Regions from separate parts of the Homo sapiens genome. Here region 2 is linked to region 1. The links are chromatin contacts, found by Hi-C or POLR2A ChIA-PET in ENCODE. All regions are on one chromosome and are shown on one strand. The core of a region is the stretch at or near the end of the contact, and the rest is flanking DNA. Distances in the headings are between cores, read along the strand shown.

Evidence for each region. Hi-C counts contacts between places; a loop is a spot of excess contacts on that map. ChIA-PET counts read pairs that join two places held with the same protein, here RNA polymerase II (POLR2A). Pooled maps may share reads with other maps.
Region 2: a pooled map shows a loop between it and region 1 (2.7-fold over the local background). The contact joins two enhancer-like sites. A Hi-C loop is called at or near these places in 2 of 50 pooled maps. POLR2A ChIA-PET finds 5 or more read pairs at or near these places in 5 of 52 experiments (A673, activated B cell, activated CD4-positive, alpha-beta T cell and 2 more).

The regions. Positions count from the first base shown.
Region 1 is chr3:46,841,755-46,848,442 of GRCh38, reverse strand. No RefSeq gene overlaps it. Among named protein-coding and RNA genes, the nearest start is that of MYL3, 18 kb to the left of the region's middle. RefSeq lists an enhancer at 1,451-2,184 and silencers at 2,277-2,556, 2,607-2,706. Within about 2 kb of position 2,507, at least 32 of the 41 ENCODE cell types and tissues checked have a DNase peak (open chromatin) inside an H3K27ac peak, as active enhancers do.
Region 2 is chr3:46,925,746-46,932,953 of GRCh38, reverse strand. The region is part of intron 2 of CCDC12 (coiled-coil domain containing 12); the gene reads left to right. Among named protein-coding and RNA genes, the nearest start is that of CCDC12, 47 kb to the left of the region's middle. RefSeq lists enhancers at 1,018-1,127, 1,318-1,833, 2,278-2,327, 1,834-2,349, 5,349-5,728. Within about 2 kb of position 5,958, at least 22 of the 41 ENCODE cell types and tissues checked have a DNase peak (open chromatin) inside an H3K27ac peak, as active enhancers do.

The DNA.
Region 1 (6,688 bases), core at 1,258-3,757:
CCCTGGGGCTTGGACATCAGTGGCTTCCAGGCCCATGCTTTCAGGTTGTTACTCATGCTGTTTCCTTTTGCTTATCTGCCTGGTGGACCTCATTCATTGAACGCCAAGACTGCTTTATAAAAGACCACACCGGCCAGGCGCGGTGGCTCATGCCTGTAATCTCAGCACTTTGGGAGGCCGAGGCAGGCAGATCACTTGAGGTCAGGAGTTCAAGACCAGCCTGGCCAACAATGCAAAACCCTGTCTCTACTAAAAATAGAAAAATTAGCTGGACGTGGTGGTGCGTGCCTGTAATCCCAGCTATGCAGGAGGCTGAGGCAGGAGAATTGCTTGAACCCCAGAGGCGGATGTTGCGGTGAGCTGAGATCAAGACACTGCACTCCAGCCTAGGTGACAGGGTGAGTGAGACTCCATCTCCAAAAAAAAAAAAAAGACCTCCCCTTCCCAGAGTGGCCCAGGGAATAGTAGGTAAGTAACTGAGCCATCAGCGAAAGGGCAAATTCTCAGCCAGGGAGCCGGAGAGTGGTGGAGGCAGGTAGTAGGGCTGTTCCTTGGGCTCTCCAGCAGGGATTCTTGCCTCCCAGCCTCTGCCGGGTTGGGGCAAGACTCCCACTTTATTTTTAAGAAGTCTGGCCTGGAACTTGGAGCTCCTTGAAATATTCTCCCCTACAGTCCCTTCTCTCCCCCACCCACTTTAATGAAAACCATTGTTTTTCAAGCACATGTTAATTAAAAAGCAAACATGCTTTGCTAAGTAATTTGGAAGCTCTGGTTCTGCAAACCATAGCCATTCCAGTTAAATAACATCCCTCACCCAGCTTGCCCCAGTGTTTTGGGAGCTGAAGACCCCCGTGGGTACTGCAGATGCACTTTACAGTTTAGGCACCCTGTGGTGGAGTGGTCAGGATAGGGTGTCCTCTCTATCTCACAGGTGGGGACATGGAGGACCCAAGCTCCTGGCAAGTTCAGCCCCACCAGCCCTCTGCAATCCTGTGCTTTGGGCCCAGGGGAAATAGCTGGTAAGGAGGGGTGAAAGACTCATGTGTGCCATCCTGCAGGCAAGGTCACTGTCTCAGAGCCATGGCCCAGCTGTAGGGTGAAGGGAGGAGGATGGGAGCATGACAGCCCTGTGAGCCCAGGCGGGAAGGCTGGCAGGTGCTGCATGGCCTGGGCTACCTCCCATAGTTCCCAGTGCAGCTGGGTGACATCTACCCGAAGCTGGGATAGTAGGTCCCTGAGGCGAGTGCCCAAGGTGAGGACTGGCCTGATGGGTGGAGGGAACCTTGGATGCTCCGAAGCACCCACTCCAGCCCAGCTCCCCCCCCGGTGTCTGGTGATCAATATCACTACAGTGCCCATATCCCCACCTTGGCTCCGGTCCTTGGGAGTGCTGGGGTTCTGAGGCCCTTCACACAGGGCGGTACCCTCAGGGCCCATCACAAGGTGCTGGGGCCGCTAAGGTTCAAGGTTCAGTGACCTCCAGCCTTCCTGTTCCCAGCCCCTGGCAGAGGGAAGGGGCATCTCACCAAGAAGCCTTTTCAAGCCTTGCCACTGCCTCACAGCCTGCTGGTGGGCTCTCCCAACTAGGATTCCAAGAGCAGGAGTGCTTTCCTTGGGTGTGCTTCCAGGTGTGAGCCTGTGTCCAGGTATGTGTTCCTGTTTCCGTGTGGGCTGTGAGTGTCTCTGTTAGCCAATACCCTGGTGTGAGGGGTTCCTTTCTCCTTCCTGAAGGAGAAGATGCCTGGGCTCCTTGGGGGGAGTGTGAGGGGGGCAGTGACCAGGAAAAGTATGTGTGTGTCTGGGGAGGTGGGCCCTGGGCCCTGCCAGACACCTGGGCTGGTTGGTCCAGAGCTTCTGCATCCACTCAGGGACACAGGCCCCGGGTGGGAGCCAAGCCCCAGTTTGTGCACTGGCCAGCCCTCCTTGTCCTCTGCCCTCAGCTGCTGATTTTTGTAAAACGAGGAGTGTGTGTTGGGAGGTGTGCAACTTATCACACGCACAGTGTTTTCCCTTCGGGACACACACACCCTCGCAAGCCACCACACACGGTGACACCAGCGACGCATGCTGGTGGCCGGCTCCCAGGGCTCAGCCTCCCTCGGCGACGCGCCAGTGATACACACTCCCGCCTCTCCCACTCCCACCCACATCCCGGGAGGAGCGGCCGCTCCTCTGTGCTCCTCCGGCCCGGCCCTCGGCGCGGCGTTTCTGTGTTCTGTTCCCTTCACAGCCGCGTGGAAACCGCAGCGGGGCGGGCCGGGATGAGCTCACGCCGCCGCCCGCCAGGCCGCCAACCCTAACTCGCTCCAGATGCAGGGCGGCCTGTGCTGGCGCGGAGAGTGGCGGGGTGGGCCGGGGCCTGGGCCGGGGCCGGGGGAGGCATGGCCCACTCGCGCCCCCTGCAGGGGAGGCCTCCGCAGATCTCCTGGAGGCGGGGGCTGCAGGCTCTGGGCACAGGGGCGCGGGTGGCGGCTGCCTACCCCGGAAGAGGAGGGACTTATCGCCATGAGCCTGCTTTTTCTCAGGCCTTGCCCACTGCCTGAGATTTGTCCCCGGGCCGGGGTGGGGGGTGCAGCTGTGGAGGTCACAGTCCACAACCCCTCCCTGGTCGGCGCAGCCTCGAGGTGTTGTGGGACCATCCCCTCCCGGGCCGGTGCCCGCCCCTCACACAGGCTGCCTTTGCTAGCCCCCACCCGCGACTGCCGGACTGGGGCTGTCCCCTCCACTTCCTCTCCCCGCAGCTCCCGGGACACCCTGACCAGGTACTGCAGCTCAAGCCTCCCGCCTCAGGGCCCTGGCCAGGCCCTGCCCACTCTTGTTCCTTTTGGAACAAACACTCCAGTTTCTACTGGGAAAGCAGCGGGGGCCTGACCACCGCCTGTTTTTAATAAGGAGCTGGTATTTCCCCGAAATCGCCAGCTGTGGCTGACCTCATGGGGATGACGGCTGGCCCTGGGCCAGGGGGCAGGAGCCGGCTCCCGTGTGAGCCCCTGGCCTGCAGACAGACGCGCAGGGAGGAGGCGCTGGCTTCTCGTCCCATCTCAGCCGTTGGCTCATCCAAAACTCTGTCTATCTGTTTGACTGCTGTGTTGTGTACCCTGGGTCGATACCCTGCCAGCCCCCGCACCCCAGCCCTGCCCAGGGCCCTGGGTTCAAGCCCCGCTTTACTCCTGCCTCGTGTGATCTTGGCAAATTGCTTAACCTCTCGCCACTCATTTCCTCCACTGTAGGGTTGAGACTGTTGTGGGGATTAGAGAGGGAACACTGTGGGGAGGGTCGGTGGATTCCAGGAACGTTTCTAGACGGCAGGGGGAGGGGGGTCTCAGGAGCTGAGGCGCCAGAGATCAGGCCCTGGGCTTCCTGGGTGGGGCATTGTGGGAGGAGGGGGAGCTTGGGAAATTGTCAGCCTTGGGGGAGACAGGGACAGCACAGAGGTTCCAGCAGAATGAGAGTGCTTCGTAAGGGATCAGCACGGTGGGGGGTCGGGGGGAGGCTGTGGGCACCAAAAGGTTGGGGAGGGTGTCAGCAAAGGCTTTCTAGAGGATGGGCGCTTAGGTGGAATGTGGCGGCGTTGGTGGGGTGGGGGGTCTCAGGGTGGGAGCAGAATCCTAAGGCAACAGCCTGGACGCTGGAACAAGTGAAGGGGTGGAATGGGGGGAACAGAATGGAGGAGAGTAGAAGCAGGCAGTCGGGTTCAGGATATCTTAGGGGGACTCTGCCTGAGGCACTGTGGAGAGTCCAGAAGTCCCATCTGTAATTGAGGGACAAAGATTGAGGGAACCAGAGGGGGACACAGGCTCCAGTAGCAGAGAGGGAGACCAGCAGCCCCAGAAGGAGCAGGGAAACCAGGAGAGGAGATGCAGTAGACAGGGAGGCAGGCGGCTGGATACAGATAGTGGCTGGGAGATTTTGCTTGCTCTGGTGCCTGCACCTTTCAGATGCTTGAGGCTCCTCGTGAAGGTAACAACTATAACTACAATAAGGAATAAGGGTGACTAATATTTATTGAGCACTTAGTGTGTGCTAGGCAGTGCACTAAGCACTTACAGGTATCAATGTGTTCTATCTCCACTTCATTTCTATTTATTTATTTCTTTATTTTTCCTAACTGCTAGGCTATATAGGATCTATTTATTTATTAATTCACTCACTGATTCATTCATTCATTTAACAGATGTTTATCGAGTGCCAGACATGTTTCAGGTGCTGGGAATACAGCAATAAGCAAGACAGACAAAAAAATCTGCCCACATAAAGTTTACAAGAGGAAGAATTTATGAAAGAGGAAGATACCCAATGTATTAGGTTGGTGCAAAAGTAATTGCGATTTTCACCATTGAAAGTAGTCGTAAAAATCTTTGCCCCAGAAAACGTAATATGTGTGAGAAAAATACATAGTATGTTAGACTGTGCGAAGTACTATGGGAAAAATTAAAGGAGGATAAGGAGGATTTGGAAGGATGGGGGACACAGTTTTTGAGGGTGTCCTAGGAAGGCCTCATTGAGGAGGCAATATTTGAGTATAGACCACATCTGGCCGCCTCTTGTTAGCCCATGAGCTGAGAATGGTTGTTACAGAACATTTGCAGCTGGGTCTGGTGGCTTATGCCTGTAATCTCAATACTTTGGGAGGCTGAGGCAGGAAGATTGCTTGAGCCTAGGAGTTCGAGATCAGCCTGGGCAACATAGCAAAACCCCACCTCTACAAAAATTAAATAAATAAATAAATAAATAAATAAATAAATAAATAAATAAATAAAATTAGCCAGGTAGGGCCAGTTCCTCCTGGATGCCAAGAGGAGGATTTGTTTCCTTGATTTTTATAGATTCTAGAGGTCACCAGCATTCCTTAGCTTCTGGTCCCCTTCTTCCATCTTCAAAGCCGCAATGTTACATCTCTCTGACCCTTTGGTAGTCCTATCTCCCTGTGAAACATTCTCCACTTTTGGGTACTCATGTGATTAGACTGGGCTTTTCCAGATAATCCAGGATAATATCCCCATTTCAAGGTCCTGAACCTGAATCACATCTATAAATTTCCTTTTACAACGTAAAGTAACATATTCACAGATTTTGGGTACACGAACACGTATCTGTTTGAATCCCTGCTTTCACTTCTTTTGGGTATATACCTAGAAGCAGAATTACTGGATGATATGGTAATTCTATGTTTAACTTTTTGAGGAATTGTCATACTGTTTTCCACAGTCACTGCACCATTTGACATTCCTACCAGCAAGGCACGACATTCCAATTTCTTCATGTCCTCTCCAATACATGTTATTTTCTGTTCTGCTCGTTTCTTTTTAATTAACCATCTTGGTGGGTATGAAGTGTTATCTCACTTTAGTTTTAATTTGCATTACCCTAATGATTGAGTGTCTCAATGTTGAGCATCTTTTCATGTGCTTACTGGCCATTATTTATATTCTTTGGAGAAGAGGTTTATTTACAAATTTATTTGCCCATTTAAAATAGAATTGTCCTTTTGTTTTTGAGTTGTAGGAGTTCTTTATATATTCTGGATATTAATCCCTTATCAGGTATATGATTTGAAAATATTTTCTCCCATTCTGTGGGGTATCTTTTTACTCTCTTGATAGTGTCCTTCATAGCACAAAGGCTACCAATTTTTATTAAGTCCAGTTTGTCTACTTTTTTCTTTTGTGGCAGTGCTTTTGGTGTCATATCCAAGAAATCATTGCCAAATCCAATATCATGAAGATATTCTCCTATGTTTTCTTCTAAGAGTTTTATAGTTTAACTCGTACATGGGGCTTTTGATACATTTTGGGTTAATTTTTGTATATGATGTAAGGTAAAGTTCTACCTTTATTCTTTTGCTTGTGGATATCCATTTTTCCCAGAACTATTTTTTGGAAAGACTGTCCTTTCTCCATTGAATGCTCTTGGCATCCTTGTTGAAAATCATTTGACCATATATGAGAGGGTTTATTTCTGGGTTCTCTATTCCATTGGTCTGTATGTCTGTCATTATGCCAATACCATGCTGTTTTAATTAATATAGCTTTATAGTAAATTTTCAAATCAGAAAGTGTGAGTCTTCCAATTTTGTTCTCTTTTTCAAGATTGTTTTAGCTATTTGGGGTGCTTCAGATTCCAAATGAATTTTAGGACGGTTTTTCTATATCTGCCAAAAAAAGTCATTGGGGTTTTGATAGGGATTGAATTGAGTTAATTTGGATAATTATTGTCACCTTAATAATATTAAGTCTTCCAATCCACGAATATGGAATATCTTTCCATTTATTTAAGTATTCTTTAATTTCATCAAGCAGTGTTGTACAGTTTTCAGTATGCAGGTATTTCACATCTTTGGTTAAATTTATTCCCAAGTGTTTTATTCTTTTTGATGCTATTGTAAATGGGATTGTTTTCTTAATTTCCTTTTTGATCATTCACAGTTATAGAAATGCAACTAATTTTTATAAGTTGATTTTGTATCCTTCAACTTTTCTGAATTTGTTTATTATCTCTAACAGGCTTTTGTGGGAGTTTTAGGGTGGAGTCTTTGGGGTTTTCTAAATATAGGATCATGGCACCTGCAAACAGAGATAATTTTACTTCTTCTTTTCCAATTTGGATGCCTTTTGTTTCTTTTTCTTGTCTAATTGCTCTGGCCAGAACTTCCAATACAATGTTGAATAGAAGTGGTGAAAGTAAGCAT
Region 2 (7,208 bases), core at 4,709-7,208, 81 kb before region 1:
CTCCGGCTCTTCCTTCAACTCTGGCACCTTGGATAGTCTTTCTGGACTGTTTTCCACATTGAGAAAATGTCAGTGACACCCTCTTCCTCTGTGGAAGGGTGGTCTCGAGAGGTGGCCTCTGAGAGGCCATGTGTGGAGGCTGCCCCTACTGGGGAGGGTGCATTATCTCATGCTTTCTGGCCTGTGGTTTCAGGTGGGGGCACAAAGGCGCTCCCACTCCTTTTTCTGAAACCCGCTGAGGACGCATTTGCCAGGACTTGCTTGGAGGCCTGTCCACCCCCTGAGGCTGTGATGTGGCCCTGTCCTGCCCATGGTCACTTCTTGTGTCATGTGCTCCAATAGACCTTGTCCTCTTTGTGTGGCCAGAAGGACAGGAGGCTTGGGGTGGGCTGGATAAGAGAAGGGAAGGGAGGTTTTATTGCCTTACACTGTACCCGTTCTTCAGGCTGGGGCCACAGTTGCCTTGCTGGGTGACAGCTGGAGGACAGTCTCCTCTGCCCACGAGTGGGGAAGCCACTGGGCTCTTTAAAAGTCTCATTTGCTGCAAAGCCAGCCATTGAGTGTTCTAAAGAAAAATATCAACCACCAAACAAAAACATCCCTGTACTAAATTGTCCTTTGCCCTCATAGCCTGGTGGTACTTTAGGCCACTCTAGGGCACTCTGCCAGAAGAGATCCCAGAGGTGTTGTAGCTATTATGAATTATGCTGCCAGGATCGTGCGTATATAGAATGCTTTGTTTTGCTTGCTCCTGTCTTGTTACTATTTCTATGGAATAATTTCCCCAGAGCAGGGTTACCGGGTCAGGGAGTTTGAACATTTTAATGGCCCTTGAAAGAAAGACCAGATCAGCCTCTAGAGCAGTTGTGTACCTCATTTGGGGTAGTTGCCTCTCCCCTCATTTTCATGCTTCTGTCGAGTCTGGCCTCTGGCAGCAGCAACTGAAGCCTTGTTATTTATATTGGGGACAAGGGGTAGGTCTCTATGTGCAGAGCCTAAAGCAAACAGAGGATTATTAGGGGCATGTCTGAGTGTCATGAGTGTGTTTTCCTGGCAGAGCTCCAGTGTCTCTGTACTCTGAATATTAAAAATGAAAGTGTTCTTTGATCAAAGTTGCCAGTCTCTCTGGTCAGTGGTGGCCTCTGCAAGGCCTGCAGGCGCATCCTGGGCGTGGCCTTCCCTGTGGTCTGTTACTAGGAGGAGTGCCTCACAGCAGTTCTCTCTCTGGCCCTTGATGGGGCCTGTATGGCCAGGAGGGACCAGGGTGGCCAGGTGGAGGACCTTGTTCTCAGGGAACAGGCCATGTGGGACTGTCCTGTCCTTATCCTCTCTGCCTCCCTCCAGGGGCCCAGGGCAGCAGGTGAATGTGGAGTAGCCTCAAGATATAAGGGATGAGAAGGGAGGCTAGCGCCCCAAAGGATAAGCCTGGTAGCATGAGTGAGTGAAGTGGACCAGGGGCCATGAAACCCCCATGAGCAGTGTAGGCTTTGAGGCCAGTTTGCCAGTGATGGGGTTGGATCAGATTCATAATCTCAAAGCTTCCTTTCATTTCGCCATTCTAGAACTCTACTCTGGTTCTATACTTGACAGAGAACATCAACTTTCTCCACCTGCTTCCTCTCATTGGCACATGTGAAAAAGCACCCTAGGGGTGATTTCCCCTGAACCTCCCTGGCCAGCCCATGTCCCGGGCTCCTGCAGCTGGCCTGAAGCAGAGTAAAGTAAATAGAAAAGGTCAGCTACCCATTTTAGAAGGAAACTCTATGGAATGCAAACTTGGCATTCCCTGTTGCTTTGCCACAAAGAAGTTGCTTAGGGGTTGGCTGCCCCGGCCCAGCCACATTCCTGCCCTCTCTGCTGGGCACAACTTCTTTGCTTCCAAATGTCTTCTCAAGTCATTGAAAGGCTCAGAGAGCCCCAGGCTACCCATAAAGCTCTTTCTTGAGTGCCTTCTGAATTCCTTTATCCAGCTTGAGGCAATGTATGCTGAGCCCCTCCTGGAGCTGCCTGGTGCATTTAGGGCAGGCTGTGAAAGACAGACATGCAGCCGACACAGGGCCACGTGCATGGAGTGGGGCCTGCTGTGGAGAGGGTAGAGAGGCAAGTGGGGCAAAGGGGGCCCAGGAGAAGGGCGGTTACTGTGCCTCAGGGTGAGTAGGGACACTGGGAGGGGCCCACAGGGCCACCTCCTGGAGCTGGCTCTTTAAGCGTGATGGACGGGGAAGTGTGTAGCTGAGGGGGTGAGCAGGCTGTGGGGCCAGGACCACGTGAAGAAGCTTAGACTTGTTTTGGGGACACTGGGGTCCCTGAGTCAGAGGGAGGGCCAGTGGAGGCACTGAGGTGGCTGATGTGTCTGCTCCTGTGGAGAGACAGCAAAGCTCCACCCAGACACTGGCTGCCGGTATAGGGTGGACTTTGGGTGGCCTAGGGCATTTGGTGCAAAGGATAGTGTCTTAGAAGCCATTGGGCTTTCTGGGCTGCCCTCCTTCCCATAGACTCTGGGGGCAGAAAGCCCCAAAAAAGCATGGCTTGGTCTCTGCTTCCCTTTGGCTAGGGGACAGCCTGGCCCTAAGCCACAGAGACTGGCCACCAGCAGAGCTGAGGTGCTGGTGCTGCCTGACTCAGAACCCTGCCACAGTCTTCTGCTGCCTTATGGCCCCTCTGCCTGTTTCCTCTTTATGTTTTTGAGTACTTCGTTGGTTGTTTCTGTGTAGGAAGAATACTGATTAGAAATTCCGGAAACTACAGAAAATCAGAGAAGCAAGTAAAAATCACTCAGAGCTGGACATGGTGGCTCATGCCTGTAGTCCCAGCTATTCAGGAGGCTGAGACAGGAGGATTGCTTAAGCCCAGGAGATCAAGTCCAGCCTGAGCAACATAGGGAGACCCCCATCTCTTTTTTTTTTTTTTTTTTTTTTTTTTGAGATGGGGTCTTGCTGTTCTCGCCCAGGCTGGAGTGCAGTGGCACCATCTCGGCTCACTGCAACCTCTGCCTCCCAGGTTCAAGTGATTCTCCTGCCTCAGCCTCCTGAGTAGCTGGGATTACAGGCACCCGCCACCACATCTGGCTAATTTTTGTTTTTTTAGTAGAGATGGGGTTTCACCATGTTGGTTGGCCAGACTGTTCTTGAACTCCTGACCTCAGGTGATCCACCCGCCTCGGCCTCCCAAAGTGTTGGAATTACAGGTGTGAGCCACCATGCCCAGCCAAGACCCCCATCTCTTGAAAAAAAGTCAGTCCTAGAGATAACCACTGTCAACATTTTTGTTGTTTTTATTTCTTTTCTTTTAGCTAGAGCTAGTACCTTCTCCCCTTAGCAACTTCCTCATTCTAAAATGGGGGTGGCAGAACCATTGTTTGGCTCCAGTTGTCCTCAGAAAGGTGGCTTCCAGATGCCAGTGACTGCTGGTGAGTGCAGGCTGCTTCAGTATTTCCTGGCCAGCTGACAAGGTGTTAGGTGTTGGCCTGCCCTACTGCTCTGGCTGGCACCATCTCGTCACACCCTGCCCAGTCTCCAAGAGCTGTGGTGGCCCCGGACACTGTAAGGCTATGGGAGCTCCTAGGATAGCAGCCTGGACCTGCTTTGTGTGTGAACCTGTTGTCCTACTATTTGTTTCTTGACTTTCCTTTTTTATCTCCATTCTTGTCTCCTTTTGGATTTTTTTGTTTTTAATTATTCCACTTTCTTCCTCTGTTAACTTGTTAATTGTATGCTGTTTTCCCTTTCTTTTAGTGATTTCCACAGGCATAACAACATACATCCTTAACTTATCAAAGTCTAATAGAAAATAGTAGTATTTTTACCATTTCCTCTACAGTGCTTAGGACCTTAGAACACTTTAAGGCTATTTGCCACTCTGCCTTTTACACTATTGTTGCTATATTTTAAATACTATAAGTTGTTATTACTCTTTTATACAGTCAATATTCATTTAAATTCTCTTTTCCCCCTGCTTTTTTTTTGAGACAGGGTCTTGCTTTGTCACCTAGGCTGGAGTGCAGAGTGTGATCATAGCTCTCTGCAGCCTTGAACGCCTGGCTCAAGCAATCCTCTTGCCTTAGCCTCCGAAGTAGCTGGGATTACAGACACAAGCCATTGTATTTACCCTTTCTGAGGCATTTTATTTTTTCCCTGCAATTCCATGTTTCCGTCTGAGATCATTTTCCTCTAGCCTAAAGTATTCCTTTTAGTATTTCTTGAATAACGGATTCACTGATAACTGATTCTCCTAACCTTTCTTTGTCTGAAAAAGTCTTTCTCTTGAAGGCTTCTTAACTAGATTTAGAATTTTGTGTGACATTTATTTTGTCCACACTTCTGAGATACCATTTCATGGTCTTATGGTTTCCATAGTTGCAGTTGAGAAGTCAGTAGTCTGTTTTAGTTTCTGCTTAAACACACTTTTTTTTTTCTCTCCAGGCCCATGAGATTATATGAGGTTGGTGCAAAAGTAATTGTGGTTTCTGCCACTATGTTCAATGGCAAAAACCACAGTTATTTTTGCATCAACCTAATGGGAAGCTCTGCTCAGTCTCTCAGCTTTTCAGCTGCTGCATGTAAATAGACATGCTTTAAGGGGAAAGAGGGACGTGATGTCAGGCTCACTTTGTTGTACTTCCCTTATCTCCATGATTGCAGCCCCTGAAATCCTTGCTGTCTTGGTACTTCTCTAAAGCCATTTAAAATACATATATATACATTTTTTTTTTTTGAGACAGTCTGCAGCCTAGGCTGGAGTGCAGTGGTGCGATCTCAGCTCACTGCAACCTCTGCCTCCTCAGTTCAAGCGATTCTCCTGCTTCAGCCTCCTGAATAGCTGAGATTACAGGCATGTGGCACCATACCCACCTAATTTTTGTATTTTTAGTAGAGACCGGGTTTCGCCCTGTTGGCCAGGCTGGGCTCAAACTCCTGACCTAAAGTGATCCACCTGCTTTTATAAGGGAGGTTAAATCTTGGGCCTGTGTTGGAAAGGCCAGGTCCCCAAGCTGAACCCCCCCATGCTCCTTGACCTCTCCCAGAGACTCCTGTCCTTTGGTAGTGGTGGAATTCCGGGGGTGGGCAGTTAAGTGGGCATTAGGGAGGGGAAGTCTCTTAGCTCTCCACGCTAAGGGGACTGGAGGTCAGAGACTGCACCATTTTCACGCGATCACACAACAGTGGCTGCACATCAGATTAACCCTCCAAGAGTGAGTCTGGGGAGGGCGTGGACCCAGCTTGATAGAGCTGGATGCACCCAGCACAGCCGTAATGTTTCTAAATGTGGAAACTGAGGCCCAGAATGAGACCTTCCCATGGTGGTCGGGATCTAGATGTTCTTGGCTGCTTGGCCAGTGCTCCGCTCTGGGGGTGGCAGGGCACAGTGGGCGCAAGGCTCTGCTCCCGCCTCTTGCTTCTGGTTCACTCCTCCAGTTGGCCTTCTGAAGCCTCGGGCAGTGGGTGGGTCTGGAGGCATGGGTGCGTGTTGCTGCTGTGAGTTCTGGGTACAGTTCCCTGTGGCCTCTCCTCTCTCCTTCTGATTTCTCACAGAACCCTGGAGACCGTTTCTGAAAGCGACAGTTTTTTTTCTTACTAATCCCTGCAGTTTTCTTCCCACACCCAGTTTCTCTTCCTCATTTCTCCCCACCCTGTTGTGAACGAAAGCCTTTGCACCCAGTCATGCCCCACTTTGTCTCCCTGTACCTCTGTGACCTGACATGTACCTCCAGGCCCGAGGCAGGTGTTCAAGGATGGGGGACGGGGTGGGGTATCTCTGGGCCTTCTGGGAGTGCAGGTGGGCTTCCTCCACACAGGCTATGCTGGTACTGCCCCATCGCCCGCAGTGGTTCAGCCCAGCCCCAAGGCTCCAGGCTCAGGGGCCCTGGCAGGAAGGAAGGAGATGGTAAGTAAGCTGGGGGCAGGAAGCAGGTGGAGCCCTTAAATAGGAGAGTGAATAGCATCTGAAAGCCCCTGAGTCCAAAGCACTGCCGCTTGCTAGCTGTGTAGCCACAGACACCCCTGCCTCTGGGAAAGCTTGCTTTTGCAGGGCCTGAGGAAGTCAGCAGCACTTTTACCTGGTCCAGACAGAGGGCTTGGGAGATGGCAGACTGTGGGAGGCCTGTTGGGAAATTGTTTCCTGCCTTAGAGGCCCAGGACTTTTCTGAGGGACCACTGGTCAAGAACCGAAAGAGGTACTGGGGAAGGAGGAGGACCTGCGGCCTAGTCTCACCTGGCCAGCATCTGAGGGGCCACTCCTGCATCCCCTGGGGCTAGGGGTCTGTCCCACTGCCTCTGCCTTGCCTTTCTTAGACCCTGCAGCCCCCAGGACCTCTCGCCCTGCCGCCCTGTGGAGTTACCAGGGACACATTTTCCTGGGAGCCTGCTTCTGTGTGTGTGGGGCTAGGATTTGATGAGCCCCTGAGCCAGAGAGGACCCCAGTGAGTTCTTGGTTCAGCCACCCCTGCCTGAAAAGACTGAGGCAGGAAGAACATAAAAACATAGTAGCTAGCCGCAGCTCCTGCCGGGAGATTCTGGCCCCTTGTGGCTCCTCTCTCTTCATGGAGGCCTTTGGGGCTGTTCAGTTCTCACTGCTGTCCTGGTGGACTGTGGCCTTCCCAGCCTTGCACATGGTCATGCCTATTTTCACAGCCCTCACTGGCCACTCTCAACAGTCTTGGAGCTGAGTCAGCCTCTCGTGTGCTTTGTGCCTTGACCCTGTCCGCGTCATTGCAGGCCCAGGCGCCACCTCCTCCTGGAGTGTCTCCCCTCCACATTCCCACAGCTGTAGGCAGCCACGCCCCTCTGGAGCCCTCCAGCACCTGCTTCTCTGTCCACATGTCACTCCTCACTGCCACATGCCCCTGGCCCAGCACACCCAGATGCTTTTCTCTAAGTAGTTGAGGCGTATTCCATGGCATGAGCCCCAGGGCAGGAAGGCTCTGAAGAGGGGCCAGACTTGGGGAATTTGTGGGTGACCACTGGCCTTCTCTTTTGGGAATCACTCAGCCTAGGAGCTTTAGCCCTGGCTGGGAGTTATACATTGCCTTGAGCTAAGATGTGCAGCCACTGCTGTGTGATCCTATGAAAAGGGTACAGTCTCTCTGACCTCCAGTCCCCTTATCTGTCAAATGGGATGATCCAGGAGAGACACCCTGTGAATGCTCCCTAGGCGTCCTTGGCCCAGCTCTGGAAGAGAACCGTACTCCAACAGAGTAGACAGGGCCTCTG